Linked DNA regions of Homo sapiens: region 1 is linked to region 2. A link is a loop called in an ENCODE intact Hi-C map of the cell type or tissue named here. Cell type or tissue: heart right ventricle. All regions are shown on one strand.

Evidence for each region. Hi-C counts contacts between places; a loop is a spot of excess contacts. Peaks named below come from ENCODE experiments on the same cell type or tissue, not always from the same donor. Only the 100,000 strongest peaks of a DNase experiment are listed, where the experiment ranks them.
Region 1: a loop joins it to region 2, with 3.0 times the contacts of the local background. A loop is called at or near these places in 3 of 110 quality-filtered maps.

What each region holds. Positions count from the first base shown.
Region 1 is chr1:201,609,502-201,617,501 of GRCh38, reverse strand. The region is part of intron 2 of NAV1 (neuron navigator 1); the gene reads right to left. The region is part of intron 1 of LOC124904482 (a long non-coding RNA gene); the gene reads left to right. Among named protein-coding and RNA genes, the nearest start is that of NAV1, 74 kb to the right of the region's middle. In heart right ventricle, no CTCF peak of the experiment used is centred here; a DNase peak (open chromatin) is centred at 3,141.
Region 2 is chr1:201,658,735-201,666,734 of GRCh38, reverse strand. All of the region lies in intron 5 of NAV1 (neuron navigator 1), which reads right to left. Among named protein-coding and RNA genes, the nearest start is that of MIR5191, 57 kb to the left of the region's middle. In heart right ventricle, no CTCF peak of the experiment used is centred here; no DNase peak of the experiment used is centred here.

The DNA.
Region 1 (8,000 bases), 49 kb after region 2:
CTCCTGCCTCTTTGGCCTCCCAGAATGCTGGGATTATAGGCATGAGCTCCCGTGCCCAGCTTATGCGTCTTAAACAAGGGTCTGTTCAAGCCAAAGAGCTTGCCTGTCAGCATCAATCATCCTTTGTGATAACTTTGCAATGTGTCTGGGGAGTCTCAAGGGCAGAAGTTTAGGGGTAGAGCTGGAGGTGCAAGCAAGGAGAGTGTTTCTTTCTTATGGGAGTGTGTGTGTGTGTTTATGTGTGTGTGTGTGTGACAGACAGAGAGAGAGAGAGAGAGAGAGAGAGAGAGAGAGACAGAGAGATTGGGGAATCTTATCAGATCCTCCACCTCCAAACATGCTCTCTTTGTTCTTTCTCCTTCTAAGTACCCTGATCTGAAATTTCACTTAACCTCAGTGAATAAGAGGAGGGCCTCAGTGCTCTTTAGTTCCCTCATCCTGGGGATCCCAGTCCTCAATAAATTACACTAGGGAGTTAGTACTCTCTGTTTCAAAAGAACATTGCACTTACAAAGGGATTCATGGCAGGATCCCTTTGTTCAACAACCACACACCTTGGCTGGGCACCTTCCATGTACCAGGTGCTGTGGCAATTGCAATGGCTGAGACCCAGGTTCTGCTCTCTAGGAGCTAGCAATCTGGTGGGGAAGAAACACATGCACACTCGTGACAAGTAACATGTGCAGGCAGTGCATGCATCAAGAGAGACAAAACAGGCCGGGCATGGTGGCTTATGCCTATAATCCCAGCACTTTGGGAGGCCGAGGCAGGTGGATCATCTGAGGTCAGGAGTTCGAGACCAGCCTGACCAACATGGAGAAACCCCATCTCTACTGAAAATACAAAATTAGCTGGGCGTGGTGGCGCATGCCTGTAATCCCAGCTACTCAGGAGGCTGAGGCAGGAGAATCGCTTGAACCTGGGAGGCGGAGGTTGCAGTGAGCCGAGATTGCGCTATTGCACTCCAGCCTGGGCAACAACAGTGAAACTTCATCTCAAGAAAAAAAAAAGAGAGAGAGAGACAAAACAGAGTACCATGGGGATTTAGTTGTCATGATCTGTCAGTGAGGCAGGATCTGGGGAGGCTTTTAGGAAGAGCAGTCAGGTTGGTAGTTGGTGGTTTGAGGTCTGGGAAGTAGTGGATTTGATGGTAGAACTCCTCATGCCCCTGGGTCTATCCGTCAGTGCCCCAATACAGACTCCTGCTCTTTAAAGAGATTCTGTGGTACAGTGGTTAAAGAATATACTCTGGAGCCAGAATGCCTGGGTCCAAAGCGTGGCTCTGTCATTTGCTGGTGGTGTGACCTAAGGCAAATTGCGGAACCTCTGAGTTCTCTCCTCTGTAAAATGAGATTGAGACAGGATCTACTCATAGGATTGCTGTGAAGAGTAAGTTAGTTAATGAACAGAAAGTGCTTAGAACAGTGTCTGGCACATAGTAAGGACCAACAAGTATTTCTGTTATTTATTATGATCACAGAGACAAAAAAAAAACCTTCTTTTTCAAGTGTCCCTCCATCCCACGTACCCAGGGATAGAGGCTGAGCTGCCTCATTCTCCTGAGCTTCCAGCAGAGCAGAAGAGGATAAGAACACCTGCCAGGTCTGGATCAGAAACCTGAAGCATCAACAGGAACAACATTGTCCATGCTTCACACAATAACACCCAAATGCTCACAGTGGAAAGGGTAGGAAACTAGACAGCTCGAAAAATGTGTCATGGAAAGAGTAAAGGCTTTTGAATCTGGAAGATCTGGGTTCAAATCCTAGCTCTGCTACTTCCTGCTATGTGGCTTTAGAAAAGTTAAGTTTTCTGAGCCCAGAGTCCGCATCTGCAATAAGTAGTCATAGGGTTTTATAAAGAAGCAATGAAAGAGTAAAGATAAGGCACCTAGCTTGGTGACTGGCACATAGGAAGTGCTCAAGAAATGGCAGAAATTGGCCAAGAATGGTGGCTCATGCCTGTAATCCCAGCATTTTGGGAGGTCAAGGTGGGTGGATCACGAGGTCAGGGGTTCAAAACCAGCCTAGCCAAGATGGTGAAACCCCATCTCTACTAAAATTACAAAAATTAGCCAGGTGCGGTGGCAGGTGCCTGAAATCCCAGCTATTCGGGAGGCTGAAGCAGGAGAATCGCCTGAACCCAGGTGGCAGAGGTTGCAGTGAGCTGAGATCGCGCTACTGCACTCCAGCCTGGGTGACAGAGTGAGACTCCATCTCAAACAAAAAAAAAAAGAAAGAAAGAAAGAAAGAAAGAAATGGCAGAAATTATGTTAAGGAGAACAGCCATACCTCCTCCGTCCTCCCAAAGGGAAGTTGCCAAATTCAGACACAGAATGGGACAGTCTGGTGGATGGCAGGTGAGTTGAGAGGCTGGTGGCTTCCCAGGCAAAGTGGAACAGTCCCTGCCCCTGAACATGATGTATCAGCCACATCCAACACACTTTTCTCTCTCCTCCCTTTCCAGTCTACATCCCACAGCTGTCTGCTGTCTAAGTCTCACCCTGGTACTTTATTTTTAAATCAAACACTTTTTAGTTGCATTTGCTGACTGCCTGTCAGACACTGTTCTAAGTGCTTTGCCTATATTAACTTGTAATTGTTCTATAAGTTGGTGCTATTATTATCATTCCCACTTCAGAGGCAAGGACGCTGAAGCACAGAGAGGCTAAGGAACTTTCTCACGATCACACAGCTAGTAAATGGCAGAGTCAAGATTAGATCCAAACAGTCTAGCTCCAGACATTGTGCTTCTTACTTCACAGCCTAAATCCAGGCCTCAGCCCTAACTCCTTTCCACCCCAATCTTCCAGCCTTTCAGCCTCATTCCAGCGCCAGGCCCCGCCCCATCAGGACAAATGGAGGCTACCTGGCCATTAAAGCTCTGCAAACCCCAGAGCAAGGAAGTGTTTTGGGCCTATAAATATTTCATTCTGACTCAGAGGGTGGTGAGAGCCTAAGCACCAGCTCCCTCTGATCTCCCAGGATGGGGGCGAGGGGAAAGGAAGGCGAGCACCAGTATTCGGCGGCGGTCCCTCTCTCCCCGGTCTGGAGAACTGGCCAGTCGCAAGTTCCTGGCCCCGCTCTCCACCGCCCTTCCTGCCCTTGAGGCGCCCGCAGCAGCTGCCGGGGTTGGGGGCACACTGGGCGGCGGCCGTGGTGCTGATAGGACAGCTCCTCCTGCAGTGGCCCTGTTAAAGGGGCCGCGATTGCGTTTGGGAATGCACTGAATATACCCATTTCGAAAAGGTCAGAACATTTTAACCAGAGCATCTAGGGGTTGGATATGCCAAAAAAAGAAAGAAAGAGGACAAGGAAAATATTTACAGTAAAGGGCTGGAGTATCTCTGAACTCACGCACTGAGATACGGACACTGCACAGCACAGAGTGTTGGCTAAAAACAGAGGTCCTGGAGCCAGAACCACCCCCTCTCCCCACTCGCCCCCAGCCCCATCTTCCCAACCCCCACCCAGTCCCCTCAGACCGTTGTACAAATCTGGGTATTGCTGCTTCCTGCTTTGTGGTCCTGAGCAAATTACTTAACCTCCTTGGCCTATTTCCTCATCTTTGAAATAGGGATGATAACAATATCTACCTTAAAGTGTTGCTATAAAGACTAAGTGAAGTATTTATTATTATTATTATTGAGCCTTGCGCTGTCACCCAGGCTGGAGTGCAGTGGCGTGATCTTGGCTCACTGCAACCTCTGCCTCCCAGGTTCAAGCGAGTCTCTTGCCTCAGCCTCCCATGTAGCCAGGATTACAGGCGTGTGCCACCATGCCTGGCTAATTTTGTATTTTTATTAGAGATGGGGTTTCTCCATGTTGGCCAGGCTGGTCTCGAACTCCTGACCTCAGGTGATCTGCCTGCCTCAGCCTCCCAAAGTGCTGGGATTACAGGCATGAGCCACCACACCTAGCCAAGACTAAGTGAATTATGAGAGGAAAATCATGGAAGACAGTTCCTGGTCCATAATAAACACTGAATACTAGCTAGTTATCATTAAGTCAAGTCATTAGCACAGTTTGTATCTCCCTTCTCTGTTCTGCCCCAAATTTCCAATTAGTAAATTTTGTCAGCCATTTCAGTCAGAATAGCAGAAACATTGTCACCAGAATGTTTCACCTTTAACGTAAATTTATGTTTTCTTATTTGAGTACAAATAGGACAGTCCATTTATATGGGGTTGGTGGCGGGGGGGAGGCGGGGAGAGGGTAACCAAATTACACAGCAGGCCAAGTTTCCAAAATAAATACATTTAAGACTGTGGCATGGGTTAGTAAGAAAGATGGGGAGATCTCTTTTCATAGAGGTCCTTCTGAATTGAGGCACTCCTGAGTACATGAAGATGACTTAGATGCAACCTGTTCAGAGACAGGAAATGGACAGAATGACCTGCATGAGTCCAGAGGCCACGGACAGAATCCCTGGACCCCACACAGGTCTCTTTCCAAGCTTTCTTACAACATCTGACACGTACCCTCCCTCCGCCCTGGAAATCCTGGTTAGTTCCTCCCAGGGCCAAATCTCAACTTGGGCTTCACCTCAGGCAAGAGAGAAGTGTGTCCCTTGGTGCCACTCTGAAGATATGACTCGTACTGCTGCACCCCTCAGACCAACACCATACACACATAGTGACACACACACACACAGACATACACACACTCACTCACACCCTCCCACACAAGCACACTCACACATCAAGACACAAGATACACACTGCCATGCTCCGAGTGCTTGTGTCCTCTCCAAAATTTCTATGTTGAAAACTTCTCCAATGCAATAGTATTAAGAGGTGGGCCTTTGGGAGGAGATTAGGTCATGAGGGCTACACCTTTGTGAATGGGTTAAGTCCCTTCATAAAAGAGACTTGAAGGAACCTGTTTGCCCCTTTCTTCCACCACGTGAGGACACACAGATGTCACCATCTATGGGGAACAGGCCTTCACCAGACACCAAATCTGCTGGCACCTTGATCTTGGACTTCCATCCTCCAGAACCGTGAGCAATAAATTTCTGACGTTTCATTTTAATTCTTATATTTTTAGAGACAGAGTCGCAGCTCTGTCACCCAGGCTGGAGTGCAGTGGCGTTATCACTGCTCACTGCATCCTCAGCCTCCTGGGCTCAAGCAATCCTCCCACTTCAGCCTGCCGAGTAGCTGGCACCACAGGCACATGCCACCATGCCTGATAATTTTGTTTTTTAATTTTTTGTAGAGACGAGGTTCTCACTATATTGACCAGGCTGGTCTCCATCTGGACTCAAGCAATCCTCCTGCCTCAGCCTCCCAAAGTGCTGGGCATTATAGGCATGAGCCACCATGCCTGGCCTGTTGTTTACAAATTGCCCAGTCTAAAGTATTTTGTTATAGCAACCTGAATGGACTAAGACACACACACTCACACACACACACATTCTGACACACAGAGATAGACATATGCACACACAACCTACAAATACATATACACACTGATACACACAGATATACACATTCACACAGAGACACACAGGTACGTGCTCACACACTGACACATACACACTCGCACCGCACACATCATACATGCAACTCACACTCATGCTTATTCTTAAACACACAAACACACACATCTCCAGCTTCCTTTCCCACCTGTCCTCCCTGTCCCTTGCTGTCCCTCGCCTTTGGCCCATTTCCCACCCAGCCCAGGGTGAGGAGGTGCTCTGTGTCCTCCGATCCTCGCTCATCTCAGAGGCTCCAGGCCTCCAGCAGTGTGCTCACAGGCTTCCCTGGAAAAATGAGCCCCAACACCCGTACCTTGGGCACACAACTTCCAATATTTGTGGTTTACAGACCTTGTTCAGCTCACACATGGAGCTAAGGGTGAGGGTATAAAGGCAAATCACAATATTCCTATGCTTGAGAGGAAGTAACTTGTCCCAAGTCACACCACTGAGCAACAGGAGAGCCTGGGGTGACTCCCCCACTCCAGTTATCTTCCCCCACACCACACAGCCCCCTCTCCGCATAAGGCCGCAGTGTTTCCAGACTGGGCATTGCGAGGAGGTCCCAGGGCTGGGGACAGGACTGCAATAGTCATTTACTAAATGTTTATCCTTCTTGTCCAGCCTCTAATCTCTGCCAACCTCTCAGGACAGAAATGGAGGAAGAGCTGAGATGTCGTGGTGGGGAGCGCATAGTAAAAGGATTTGAGCCCATCCTCCTTCCCCAAGCTCTTGCCTGTAGACCCTGGCTTCAGGCTTCAGCAAACCAGCTGGGGGCCATTCAGCTGGGCCTGGTCCTTGGCAGAGAATGCAATCACCCCAGTCTGTGTCAAGAGAAAGACAAGGATGGGCAGCCAGTGGTGGTGCCCCATCAGAGTGGGCATGGGCAGAGTGGGCAGAGCCTTGGCAGGAAGCAGGGGAAGCTGAGGTCTACTGGCTGGGACTTGTTAGCAGAGGGGGTGGGGCTCAGTATCCCCAGCGCCGGCCTGGCTGGCTCCTGGCTCTGAATGGGGATTAGGATTGTCCACAAGCTGTGGGACTCATCATTCCCCTCCCCTTCGCCACCCCCAGGGCCCAGGGCTCTGCCAACACCTCCAGAAGTGTCCTTATCCTTAGACTGTGGCATGGCCTCCTTTCTGGCCAGATGGCAATGTGTTCTTACAGACAAAAGATGGGGCTGGCTGTGTTACTTTCAGGTAAGATCAGATCGTTAAGCTTCCTGTTATTTATAGTTAAGTGATCAAGCAATAGCAAAGATTTCACCTCTTACTCCAAGCCTAGCCCAGCCATTCCCCAGGAGAGGCTTCTGAACACCATACTTCCCAGACTTGGCATTCCCAGAGCAACTCCACCACCCCAGCCTGTGTCTAGAGAAGGACAAATGCTCTTCCCCAGACAGGGCGTCCTGCACCTGTGCCTGCGGACAGAGGCAGGACATGGAGATCTCAAACACACCTCTGCAGAGGAGATGTTCACTGCATTCCTCCAACACCTCCCTCAGAATCTCTCATCCTATCACCCTAGGCTGGAAGTTCTTCCAAGTGTCTAACCTCCATCCCTCCTGCTAAGAATCCAAGTTCACTTCCTGGTTCTCCATTCTAGGGGCTTGTTTCTCACAACCTCTGACCTCTGAGAGAGAAGTGAATTTTGAGCTTCAGGGAGGGAACTCAGAGCCGTCCAACTGAAGACTTGTGCTGTTTCAGCATATTGACATCTTTCGCTGATTTGGTCCACGTGAATGACTCCACTTTCAGTATCCCCAGTTCCTTTTCAATTAGCCAAGAGAAATGATTTAGTGCTAATGAAAATCAATGGTTTAAAACTGTCCCACAAATCACAGGGGGCTGGAGGCCTCAGTTATAAATACTTCCCAGGAAGTTGAGCTGGCATGGGAAGCAGGTGCAGCCGGCACACAGCTTCCTTCACCCTGAGTAGAGCAGAGAAGGTGCCCTCCCTTCTCTCTGCTCCTTCTTCTGTTCCAGGATACCTCCTGCTACATAGGCCTCAGTTCCAAACACCCCAACAATTGGCATGCTCCCCTGCAATGCAAATCAGAGCTTAGAGTTCTAAGCCACAAGGGTATAAATATCTAGGTCATTGGGGAAGTGCCCTGAAGACAATCCCTGTTCCATCCAGGTTTCCCTCTCTCCCTCCTCCCTCTCTCTCTCTATATATATACACTTTCCTCCAGGCCAGAGTTACAAGAAGTCTGGCTTCCCTAACAATAGCTTAGATTCCTGATGGACACTGGAGCTGCTGAATAGGGAGGAGCAGAGGTAAGCGGAACCTTGGGGCTGGGAGAGCTCAGTGCAGACACAGAAACTTGAGCCTGTGAAGACCCCCAAGCCGCCAGCCAGATGACCACGTCTCCCACCAGACCTGTCAGCTCCATCTTTCTCACACTTGCTTTATTATTATTTTTCTCCCCTATCTTAAAACTTCCAGTATTTCTGCATGGATGGGTTTTCCAGCCAGGCAGATGGAGGTAGTATCACTCAACAAATCCCACATACTTCCAG
Region 2 (8,000 bases):
GAGAAAGGCAGAATATTCAGCAGCCCTGTCCCACTTGCTCTTTCTCCCCCAGGGTACAGGTAGGCAACATCTTCCAGGCAGGCAGTAAGCCAAGGATGTGGGCTGCTGGGGAGATAGGCATGGAGGGAGATGGCCCTGGCTTCCTCCGCCCATCACTCCTGGCTCTTATTTATCATAAAGGCAAGTTCTTAAAGTCTAACCTCAGTCCTTCTTGCTCTTCTTGTTACTATCATTTTCTCCTGATCTCTCCTCAGTGGATATAAAGGACAGTTGCTCGACCGCCCTCATAAACCATCCCCCACCCCATCTGTCTTTTCTTCCAGACTTATGTTTCCTACATAACAGAGCTGCTTGAGATAATATATGATTTATTTTTTTTTTTGTAAGGAGGGAGGCAAGACAAGGTTGGGGGTGGGGAAAGATTCCCTTTCCAATTATGCCTGGCTCAGGCTGATACTAGTGTCAGTTTGCATTCCCTGAACATATGGGAGCCAAGAAGCAAGAGGGAGGTAGAGATGGAGAAGGAGGTGCTGGCTTCCCAGCCTTCTCCATGGGCAGATCGGAGGCCCAGTGTTGCTGGGGAAGGAGCGATTAGAGCGGTGGGCTGTTTATGAGAATGGTGGGATTCTGGGGCTCATTCCCTCTGGCAACCCGCTCCCTCTGACCTCAGAGGGACTTACCGATGGGTGAGTGGCCTTCAGCTGCCCACTCCCTCGGAGCTCCCTGCTCCTTCACTTCCTTTACACGTGAGTTCAAGGAATCAAAATGGGTACCAGTCATAGTCAAAAGTGACTGGAAACCAGAAGAGGAAAACTGCTATCCCAAAATCTTAAGAAGAGCAGTTTGAGGCAGATGGAATGGCTTTTTTTTTTAACACTAGCACAGATAATTGAGAGATGAGGGAGGATGCAACGTAGATGGTAGAAAAACTCCAAGCAGCAGCAGGTTTACTGTCGGGCTGGGAGTGGGCAGGGAGGCAGAGGCAATTCAGTCATCTTAATGATGATTCTCCAAAGGTGTGTCTGCAGTAAAGGAGCCAGGTGTTCTAAGAAGCACCCTGGTCTTACCCTCTCTTTGTCTTTCAGCCAAGGGAGGAGTGAAGGTGATCCAGCTGACCTCAGGAGGTGGTGGGCAGTGGGGGGGGTGGGGTGCTCTTGCCCTCACCCCTCCAGAGAGAGACTGAGATGGGAAGAGTAGAGGAGAGGGCTTTTCAAAGATTATTCTGCATCTAGTGGTTTCCTACATGAGCTAGTGCTTGTGGCTAGTGCGGACAGAAATGGAGGATAGGCCTCACCCCATCTCCATGAGCCCTCAGCAAAGGCAGCTGATTTCTAAGCCAGCTGCTGGATTCCTGACAGTGAGCTCCAGGAACTGACACTGTTGGAGGCACAATGAGAACACATTGTACCCAGGCAAACTCTGCAGAGCTGGCCTCGGAAAAGAGGCCAGAAGCAGAGAATGCCAAGCAGATCTGCGGGAGTGGCCGAGGCAACGGAGAGGAGCCCAACTGGAGGATTTCCTGAGCACAGCAAAGGGAGAGAGCTGGGAGAATGGTGGGGCAGGGTGCGGGGGGAGCACTTCAAAGAGAAGAAGGTTGGGAAGGAAGAACCATGGGTGGGAGGACGCTGGTGCTTCTTAATCAAATGCAAATTTAAGGCAGACAGCGTGCAAACCGACAGGTCTAATTTTTGTGTCTGCAATCTGGGCGGTGTTTAGAGAGGAACTAGCATCCTGGGGAGATGCTTCTTGAGAACAAGCTTGGCACACACAGGCAGGACCTGAAAAGCAAGTCACCCAGTAACCCAAGGACACCTGGGCCCAAGGACACAGAAAGGAGAGATGGGGGCTTTCTAGAGATGGCAGGCCTGGCTGCAGGGGAAAAGGGAGGAGATGGGTGGACTGGTGGCAGAGGGGCAGGCTGAGGGCATACCACGGCTCATGAGCAAGGATCCAGGAAAATAGAGGACTCAGGAAGAACAGGCTGGGGCTCATCTCCTCCACTAAAATGGGAGCTCCCTGAGGCAAGACCCATGTTTCCTCCAACCAACCAGTGGGTTGTCGAGTGCAGCACTGTGTCTCCTCCATCAGGACAGGGAGCTGCCAAGGGCAGAGGCCATGACTCCTTCCTCTATAAACCCACATAGTGGAGTGGGTAGATAACAATGAGATAGTAATATAAAACAATCAATTTTGGGGCGCTTTTCATTTGCTAGGCACTGTGCTCAGTGTGTTACATGCATTATCTCATTTAATCTTCATAGCAATCCTATGAGACAGATATTATTTGACCCATTTAATAGATGAGGAACCTGAAGCTCAGGGAGGTTAATTGACTCGGAATCTCATGGCTAGTTAATATAGAGCCAGGATTTGATTTGTTTGTTTATTTGTTTTGAGACATGGTCTCGCTCTGTCCCTGGGCTGGAGTGCAGTGACGCGATCTCAGCTCACTGCAACCTTCACCTCCTGGGTTCAAGCAATTCTCCTGCCTCAGCCTCCCGAGTAGCTGGGATTATAAGACGCGCACCACCACGCCCAGCAAATTTTTGTATTTTTAGTAGAGACGAGGTCTCACCATCTTGGCCAGGCTGGTCTCAAACAGAATCAGGATTTGAATTCGGGTCTCTCTGACCCCATAGCTTGTGCATTTGGCCACTATACTCCGGATCTTCCCTCCCAGAACCCAATAGAGTAATGACGATGACTTAGGCTACACAGAGCTGCTGCAAACAGCTTGAGTTGAGAAGCTGGGAACTTTACGATTGTAATCCAAAGATACAATTTCAACAGGAAATCCAATCTCTATGCAGAGTGTGGGAAAATGGCAGGAATCCACCCCCTGCCCCAGGCCCAGGTCCAGGCTGGGCTCCTCTGGCTCAGAAGCAGGGCTAGATCCTCTTTGGCAAATTTTTTCCCATCTCCCCCATGGAACATCCCACCCTGTAAGGCAAAAACAGGGGACCCTCCCCACAACCCAATACCCTAGCTCCAGCCCCATGCTTGTGGGAAATAATGGATCAGCACCAAGCCCATCCACCTGTTCCCCCATGAGAGAAGAGAAGGAACCAGGATGTCTTGGCCTCGTTCCTCCCCAGATGTCCTCCCAGCTGTGTGATAACAGGCCACTGAGGCAGATTTTATGCCTCAGCCCTGGGAGGAAGCATGGAGGACCACCAGAGGGCTTGTTGGCCAATGGAGAGATTGTGAACAGAGCAGGTGGTTTCATTGAACCCGGGACAGAGAGGGAAATGACAAATCCAAGGTAAAGCTATAGGTCAGGCCTGAATCTTCATCCCTGCCCAGAAATGAGGACATGGCCAGTTTTCACCTTGATCTCAACAGGAGCCAGGCCCAGGCTAAGGATTGGAAATGGGTCATGGGCTCGAACATAAGGTGCTACCCTTTGATAATCTTCTCCACATCTCACGGTCTGTTGACTTTTTCCATATTATTTCTTCTATTTTCTTTTCATCACAGTCTAAACAACCACTGGGCTGACATATAACCTTAAAACCTTTGCCAAAGGCAACTTCTGGAGAATGTTTTCTTCTCTCATTGTGATGGGTGGGTCAATCAGAGACCGTTCCCCTTCGCCCCAGGGGGAATTGGCTGATGTCTTGGACAGAGGAGGCATGAAACCATGGGCATCCCTATTCCGCCACATGGACCGGGGGCAGAAGCAGCCAGTCTGTGGTACAAGAGGAGAAGAATCAGATGTGTAGAAAAACAGAGGGAGCAAGAATGCAGAGCATGTGAAGAGGCATAGAAAACTTCGTCCCTTTCCCCTGGAAACATGGCTGGTTCCTTTAATAAACTCTCCCTTTTGTTTAAGCTGGCTCCAGGGGGCTTGTAAATGCACAACCAAGAGTCTAAGCTAAAGTATCAGGGCTGAATTGAAACAAAGTCAGTGGCTGGAGCCATTCTGTGAATGAAGCCCATTGTGAGCACTAGTCGCCTCTAGGTTCTCCAGAGCCATGGTGGTTAGGGTGAGGAAGGACAGGGTGTCTGCAGGCCTGCAGGAGAAGTGGAAATAGAACTAGCTTTACTGGTCATCTATGGTGTGCCAGGTGCTCTATGCTCACTCTTCTAGATAATCCATATAATTACCCCCCCTGCTGTGGGTACAAGCCCCATTCTACAGATGAGGAGTAAGTGCAAAGAGGGCTACGGACAGCCAGCTGGTAAGCACTGGAATTGATCTGAACCCTCACACGCATGACTCCAAAGCTGGTGCTCCTTCTATCGCCCCAGGCAGTCAGGGACTCAGAGACACTAGGGCTCCAGGCCAAGGCCAGACACCAGAGTCTTGGTGCACACCTATCCCCTGTAGCAGACATACTGGCCCTTTGGGACCTAAAGGATAGGTGTGCAGAATGCAGAATTAAACACAGATAGTGGTAAAAGTGCATCAGCCATAGATCCTACAAACTGTCCTCAGCCTGCGGCAGGTACCCAAGTGGGTCCAGGGATGTTCTAGGCTCAGTTCCCTGTGCCACTAAACTCTTATAGGAAACGTCAGAGTGGGTCCACCCTGTTTAGAATAAAAGATCTGGGCTGCTGCCCAACAGGGCTTACGATGCCTGTGGGATGCAAGAATGCCAGTGCTCTCCACTGGAGAGAGGCCTCATGGCATAGTGGCTAAGGAGGCAGGTCACTGGAGCCAGACTGCCTGGGGGTCATACCCAGACTCCACTTCGTGGCTGTGTGACCTTGGGGAAATTACTTAACCTCTCAGTTTCTTCATTGCTAAAAAGGGGATAAGAGTAGTACCTAACCCACTAGGTTGTTGTGACGATTAAATGACTGAATACGTGTAAAGTGCTTAGAACAGTGCCTGGTGCATAACATATAATAAATGATAGATATTATGACGAGTCCTTAAATCTTCCATGAAGAAGCTAACTTCTCCGCTAGATGCAGCACTCTGGGAAATCTAGTCTAGAAATCAGGGGCTACAGGCTGAGGGTGAGCGGAGGGGAGAGTAAAAGGGAAGTCGTTCCCTGAAATGCTGATGGGGCTGACATCTGCAGAACCAGCCATGTGCCAGCCTCTGCACCAGTCCTTTCCCATGCAGCATCTCATCCAGTCTCCCAGATCTGGGAGCTGGGGAGTCTAATCCCTATTTTACCAGGCAGTTAAGTGGCTTATTCAAGATCAACAGTTAGTGAGTGACAGAGCCAGCATTCCCAGTCAAAAAGAGGCAGACAAACAGCTTATTTCAGGCCCCCACTCTTCCAGACCATTCTAGTTATCCTCATCCCAGCCATTTTGGCCCTATTTCTTCCTGTACATCTGGGGAGGCTCTTCTTGAAGCTCCAGGGCTTTGCTCTGTCCAGCACTAGCCACGATACTGTATCCTAACCACCCCTCTGTGGGTCTGCTTCCTACACTAGACAGTGAGAGGCTTGGGAGGAAGGGTACTTGGCAGATACTGACTCTCGAGGAATGCTAAGGAGGGCAAGAGAGAACCGATTCCTATAGGCCTGGGCTCTAAGGACCATTGCTAGACTGATGTAGTGCAAGGGTTCTAGAACATCAAGAGGGCAGGGAGAGCAGTGAGTTGCTACTTGTGCAAGAGGCAGTAGAGTCTAGCGGCTGAATCATGAGCCTGAATCAAGCCTTGTTTAAGCTTAGCTTGACCGTGAACTTGCCACATTCCTTTGGGGTAAGTTGCTTAGCCTCCTTTAGGCTTCCTTAAGCTTCCTTATACCTAAATCTTATATAACAGTGTCAACAAGTCAACAAGCATGCACCAATAAGGCCATATTGGTTGCTAAAAAATATGAAACACTTCCTTACAGTAGTCAAATAGGTGCTTTTTTGAGCCCTCATGTGCTCCCCCTGCCACCCTGGCCACCTGGGCCCTTCCTCTGGGACCTCCACAATCCAGCAACCACAGTTAACAGGGGGCCCCCAGGACTCCTCCAGCTCTGAAACCTGTGAGGGTTGTCAAATATTTTGCATATGATCCTTGATTAATATCTCAGTGTGAGGATAAAATGGGTTTACGCAAACAAAGCGCTAGCACAGCTGGCAAACAGTGAGTGCTCAATAAATGTTAGTCCTTATTGTTGCTGATTTCCAGTGACTCAGACATGTCTGTGAGTGTTAAATGGTCCCCCACGGGTCCTCAGGATGAAGATGCCTGAACTATCTGTGGAGTGCATGGCCTCGATTAGAGTCTCAGGGGCTAAGTGTTCCCTTCCAAGGAGCCCAGACCCTGCAGCAGGCCCTCAGTGGTCCCAAAGCTACAGGCTGGGCTGGGAAACCTCAGAGAGTCCTGGGGTGCCAAGTAGGGAGGCCTGACGCTGGTGCTCCTAGGAGCCCAGTGGGTCCCTTGATGGTGGCAGCAGGAGCAGCAACAGCCTCTCGATGCTGCCTGTCAAGCAGCAAGCAAACCCCACTGGGCAGGCAGAGTGTCAGGCAGTGCAGGGTCTCAGCCCCGCCACTACAGCTGAGGAAGGCCACTCTCATGTCTGCTGCCATCCACTGTGGCAGTGGGAGCAGCAGCAGCACTGGCCTGCCTGCTCCCCCACCCCAAATAGGCTCTGCTGCCTTCCCTGCTGTTGTGACTCTCTTTCCCGGGTGCTGCAGTCATGGGCAGGATGACAGGGAGGCCATGCTGTAAATGCTCCACCCCTGGACATCACGTCACCATCAAGGCCCTGTGGGAGCATGAAGACAGCAGGACAGTACCTACACCCATGGCAACCTGTGAACTCTAGGACAATAGCTCCTAGGGACACCTGGACTCCACGGCAAAACCAGATCCTCTATGGCAAAACATTCTCACTCCTACAGCAATGGAATCCCATGGCAATGCCCAGGGCATGGCAACTGGAACAGCCAGTGGCATCTTAAAGGAACAGAGAGAGATGAAGGTTTGAGTTTAGGAGAAGGGAAACCCTCACTCCCCACAGGCTCTCCTACCCCAGCGCAGCCGGCTGTCTTCACTCCCTGAAGGACCATCTGCTCGGAGGGCTCCAAGCCAGCTAGTCCCCATCTAGTTCTCCTACCTTCAAACAAACAAAGCTGGATAACTGGAATGTCTTCTCCCATTGTGCCAAGTGTCTTGGATTCCTTTATTTATTTTATTTATTATTCATTTATTTTTAGGGACAGGGTCTTGCTCTGTCACCCAGGCTGGAGTGCAGTGGCCCAATCATAGCTCACTGCAGTTTCAACTTCCTAGGCTCAAGTGATCCTCCCACCTAAGCCTCCTGAGCAGCTAGGGCTATAGGCACAAGCCACCATGCCCAGATAATTTTTAAAAACCTCTTTTGTACGGATGTAGTCTTGCTTTGTTGCCCACACTGGTCTTGAATTCCTGGGCTCAAGCGATTCTACGACCTCGGCCTCCCAAAGTGCTGGGATTACAGGTGTGAGCCACTGTGCTCAGCCTCTGATTCCTATAAATATTCCTTTAAAACTCCTTTAAATTCCTCCCCAACTTCCGGCTCCTTCAGGAAGGCTTCTTGGATCAAACAATAAAGCTAGAGCTAGTACGTGGCACCACACCACTTATGCCTGCCACTGAATAGCGTGCAGTTGAAAAGCTCCCCTGTCTAGTCCCAAATTGGTTTAATGTCTTGGTTCTGCTATAGGTAGTCTGGTTCAAGCTTTGCTGTGGGTTGTGGGACTGTTTTCAGCAGAGCACTTCCCAGGGCTGGGGCAGTGGAGGAACAACTCTTGGTCAGGGCAGAGCACTGCACCTCACACAGTAGGGCCTAATCAATTCCCAGGGCATGGCAACTGGAACAGCCTGGTGGCATACCAAAGGAACAGAGGAAGATGAAGACTTGAGTTTAGGCTAAGAGTTAGGATAAGGGGTGCCCCTACCCTCTCAGAGGGCCAACCTCTGGGCATGGAGGCTGAAGGAGTCCTCTCCCTCCATCCATCCCATGTGGGCACTGCATAGGCTGCAAGAATAATCTTCCCTGGAGCAGACAGATGTGAAACTTGAGAGGCCCTGGCTGGCTGATCTCATCGATCAGCAACAT